Linked DNA regions of Homo sapiens: region 2 is linked to region 1. The links are chromatin loops, found by intact Hi-C in ENCODE. Cell type or tissue: Calu3. All regions are shown on one strand.

Region 1 (2,500 bases):
CTGTTTAATGGGTACAGTTTCCATTTTACAAGCTGAGAAGCCTATGGAGATGGACGGCGGTGACGGCCACACAGCATTATGAATGTATTAACAGTTAACGTTACTGAACTGTGCACTTAAAAATGGTGAAGACAGTATGTTTTATGAGTATTTTACGACAATTTAAAAATTAAAAGAAAAAAAACCAGAACACACTAAGGGTTATAGGCACAAATTCTCCTTATGCCCACCACCATCTCAGCTGGTAGTATGACGGGTGTAGACACCATTAGAGGCAATGGTGAATCTATGGGGAACCACCCAGGAAAGTCACCATCCAAATGTCCACATCCCTGCTTGGCAATTAAAACGAAGACACTTTTCTTCAGCACCTGGTGAAGATGTTTAGTTTCTAGTGCTTTCCAAGATCCACCTCAGGAGAAGTCAATTTGTCCACAGGAAGCGTAGTTTCCAAAGCTGTCTACGGTGAACCTCTGAGAGATGTGAATTGAATTCAGCTTTAGGGAGCCAAAGTAGAAGTTCTCAAACAACTGAAAAGGAAGAATAAAAACCCAGAATGAATATTTAAAGTATAGATGAAAATATTAAACATCAGATTATCTTGTAAAAACACCAAACCACAACAATCCCAACAAATCTCTCATGCTTTTTCTTTTCAGTGTTTACTCTGAATAATGATCCAGGAGAGGAGGGATGGGGGTGGGAGTGAGAAAAGAACAGCCAGCTCTTCTCTCTGATTAATTCTAAAGTCTCCCCTGACAAATGCACCAGAGAAAGAGGTTCTGAAAAGTCAAATCCGAAATTCATCTACTGACCAGATATGACCAAGAACTTATAGCAAACGCCCCATGGCCACACCCTGACTCACAGAGTCTGACCAGGCTGCTTCTGACTTCCAGTGACTGACCATGCAGGGATCTCGGCTTTGTTGCACCAGGGTTAAATTTGACGTAACATATATCTAATCAACGCCATTTGTTAGGAGCGCTGACTAAAATAAATAGAAGATAAGGCTCCTGACTCACAAGTGATTCAGACAAACCACTGAGGGACACAGAGCATGCACACACACACAGAACAACCCAAGGGACACTTCTACTGCCAACAGAACAAGTACAAGTGATTACTTATCAAATACCTTTATTAGACTTGGATTCAAGCCAGCGACCTAAAATAAATACTTTTTGCTATGATCCTGTACTTTACAAAAGCTTTCAAAAGTGTGTCAGAGTGAGGGATGAACCATACATACTCCAAGAGGGACTGGACTTTGTGATTACCACATTTATAAGGCAGGACCCAAAATGACATCAGAATTCATCCCAGGAAAATGCAGCCATAGTGCCTGAATAAGGAGCGTCAAAGAGTAAAGAGCGTACCTTCCTCTGTTAGGATGTAGGAATTGCTCTTTCTTAAAATGTCAGTACAATCCCAAGAAAGCCTTGGTTGTTTTTTAGAGATAGGGTCTCTCGCTTTGTTGCCCAGGCTGGAGTGCCTTGGATTGCAGTAGTGCAATCATGGCCTCAACTCCTAAACTCAGGCAATCCTCCCATCTCAGCCTCCCAAAGCACGGAGATTACAGGCATTAGCCACCATACCTGGCCCCAAGAAAGGCTTGTGACACATGTCCCCAACGATGCCTGAGGGGACCTTTGCACATGGACAAGTGACTGTCTTTTCACTTATTTTTATACAACCTCCACAAACATGGACCTTGGCCACCATTGCTTTTCCTCTTCCTGCAATTAATGGCCTAGCAAAATGCCTGAGGGTTCATTAAAGGCTAACTTTATAAAGCCCAGTAAATATTGATTCTTCAACATGACATCAACTTGACCCCAAAGATCTATTTAGAGGTTGTATGCTGCATTGTCTTGTGTTTCAGAAAGGTGATCAGCTCCTGCCTGCATTGATTTACACAATTAACTTCTCTTCCTGGCTTTGGCAGCCTGCTTAAACCATATCCACCCTTTTATGTAAAGAAATTCAGCCTGAAATGGTTATCTGCTAATCCCTTTGCTGAACACTAATTTGAAGTGAAAGACACGTCACTAAGACTGACAGATTTATAGCTCTGCAAACTGAAGCCTTCTAGGTACAGAAAAGCTATAACCAAAGAAGCAATAAAAGACAATACAAAAGAAAACTAAAAGGAAACTCATAATACTTTCAACAAGTTACTTTTTAAGGATTGGCAGCCTGTGAGTGCTACCTTCTTCTCTTTGTGCCCATGTTTTCAAGTAGTGGGGAGGCCACAGTGAGAAGCTGCAAGTGACCGACCCATGACTTCACTTCACCTTATGCAGATGGCCTACAGACAGCATGAATCTGCCAGGGATATTCTCCTACTCCAGGTTTAAGGAAATAGCAAATGTAGCAATCATGAAGTTAGCTGGGATGTGACTGCAATGCAATAACAGAAGAATTGAGAGAGATAACTAAACATAAATTCTCACATCCACTAAGGCAAGAGCAGGCTGTGGAAAGAGTGCTGGATTCT
Region 2 (2,500 bases), 50 kb before region 1:
GGTGGCACACACCTGTAATCCCAGCTACTCGGGAGGCTGAGGCAGAGGATCATTTGAACATGGGAGGTGGAGGTTGCAGTGAGCCGAGATCACATCACTGCACTCCAGCCTGGGTGACAGAGTGAGACTCCATCTCAAAAAATAAATAAACAAAAATAATAAAATAAAATAAAATACACCACTGAGTTTTACCCATACTATCTGATTTTTGAAAAATGAGTAGAGGCCGAGCACTGTGACTCACACGTGTTATCCCAGCACTTTAGGAGGCTGAGGCAGGAGGATCACTTGAGCCCACAAGTTCAAGATCAACCTGGGCAACATAGTGAGACCTCCATCTCCATTAAAAAATTTCTTAAAAGGTGGAAAACAGAAAAGTGGACCTACAGATGGAAATTATGGAAAAGGTGTTTGCTCCCACCCCTAAGACAGCTGAGGCTGAGACGAGTTAAGAGGGGCTCTCATCCGCCCATGTTGGATGAGAGTTAGCTGTGAGTTAGTTCTCTGGTGGAAAACAAAGAACAACAGCAACAATAAAAGAACAAATAAAACAATGTGTCTATCTAAAGTATTTTGGGATACAGTTATACAATGCCTGGGATTTGCTTTAAAATATTCCAGCAAAGAAACAAAAAGTACATAGAGGGACCAAGATTTGTCATGAGTTGCTAATTGTTGAAGCTAGGGGTGGGTACATGAGGGGTGTTTGTTTGTTTGTTTATCTGTTTGTTTTCTGAGACGAAGTCTTGCTCTGTCACCCAGGCTAGAGTGCAGTGGTGCAATCTCAGCTCACTGCAACCTCCACCTCCCAGGTTCAAGCGACTCTCCTGCCTCAGCCTCCCGAGTAGCTGGGATTACAGGCGCATGCCACCATGCCCGGCTAATTTTTGAATTTTTAGCAGAGATGGGGTTTCACCATGTTAGCCATGGCTGATCTCAAACTCCTGACCTCAAGTGATCTGCCCACCTCGGCCCTCAAAGTGCCGGGATTACAAGCGTCAGCCACCGCACCCAGCCATGTGTCAATTTTCTTAAGTTAATTGATTGATTCATAATCAAGAAAAGTCTTCAAATGGTTATTGTTGGCTGTTCCTTTCTTTTCCCTGTAGTATTCTTTTGCTGTTTTTGAACTTGTTTTGTCTGCCAAGGGAGCAGGTATCTTTAGTGGACAAGGGGTACCAGTCATAAAAGATTAAGAGACAATTATGGAAGAGTAAATGTTAAATAGAATGAATTTTGGTCATTAGCCTAATCCCAGACCTCCCCCGATCCCATCCACTCCCTGACTTGAAAAACCTCCGTTGGATTTCCCTGGCCACCTCCTGGGCCTGGTTGCCAGAGGCGTTTTCTGACGCAATGCCTAGCACGCCCTCTGGTGGCTACTGGCAGAAGTGCATAGGTCCGTGCTGTCTTTCTGAGCTCACAGAAGCCAAGTTTTAGAGCTTCCACTAGAGGTCACAAACTGGTTGCTCTACAGGCTGAATGCGACCTATAGATGTGCTATCTATAAAGCATGAATATAGGGACCAGGTTCTTAATATGTTACCAGCATTTAAAAATCTAGATATTTTACGTACAAATCCAGATTTCTGGCTTCTTTGGAAAGCCAAGTCTGACAATGACAGGCAGAGACCCGCACTCTCCAGTTACCCGTCTGGCCTCTGTGGTTTATGTTCAGTTTCTCCAGCACACAATCCCTGTAGTGGGCGGAATAATAAGTCCCAAATATTTGTGTCCGCCAGGAACCTTGGAATGTGACCTTATTTTAGAAATAAGATCTTTACAGATGTAATTAGTAAATCACCTGAAGATAAAATCATACTGGATTTGGGGTGGGCCCTAAATCCAACAATTTATGTCTCTATAGGAAGAGGGAGAATACCAGCTGGGTGCAGTGGCTCACATCTGTTATCCCAATGCTTTGGGAGGCCGAGGAAGGAGGATTGCTTGAGGCCAGGAGTTTGGGATGAGCTTGGGCAGCATAGCAAGACCCAGTCTCTACAGAAATTTTTAAAAATTAACCAGGCTTGGTGGCTCACACCTGTAGTCCTAGCTGCTCAGGAGGTTGAGGCAGGAGGGTCACTTGAGCCCAGGAATTTGAGGTTACAGTGAGCTATGATCATACCGCTGCACTCCAGCCTGGGCCACAGAATGAGACCCTGTCTCAAAAAAAAAAAAAAAAAAAAGAAGAAGAAAGAAAAAGAAGAAGAAGGAGGACAAGAAGAAGGATAAGGAGAAAGAGGAGAAGAAGAAGAATGAGGAAGACGAGGAAGATAGACAGGCACAGAGGAGAAGGCCATATGGAAATGGAGACAGCCTAGAGTGAGGCATCTGCAGGTCCAGGAATGCAAGGATGGCTGGCAAACACAGAAGCTGGGGACAGGCCTGGCACAGATCCTCCCCAAGAACTTCAAGAAGGAGCCAACCCCACTGACACCTTGAGTTTGAACTTTTGGCTGCCAGAACTGTGGAAGAATAAATTTGTGTTGTTTTAAACCAC

What was found. A loop is a pair of places that touch in the nucleus more often than their neighbours do. Peaks named below come from ENCODE experiments on the same cell type or tissue, not always from the same donor. Only the 100,000 strongest peaks of a DNase experiment are listed, where the experiment ranks them.
Region 2: it touches region 1 in a loop (2.2-fold over the local background); 14 of 110 quality-filtered maps call a loop at or near these places.

What each region holds. Positions count from the first base shown.
Region 1 is chr10:72,096,921-72,099,420 of GRCh38, forward strand. ASCC1 (activating signal cointegrator 1 complex subunit 1) reads right to left here. Exons shown (of 10, transcript NM_001198800.3): 10 at 1-530. The coding sequence ends at 414. Among named protein-coding and RNA genes, the nearest start is that of SPOCK2, 9.6 kb to the left of the region's middle. In Calu3, no CTCF peak of the experiment used is centred here; DNase peaks (open chromatin) are centred at 1,031, 1,641 and 2,261.
Region 2 is chr10:72,047,323-72,049,822 of GRCh38, forward strand. No RefSeq gene overlaps it. Among named protein-coding and RNA genes, the nearest start is that of SPOCK2, 40 kb to the right of the region's middle. In Calu3, a CTCF peak has its summit at 1,373 (motif pointing left); a DNase peak (open chromatin) is centred at 1,369.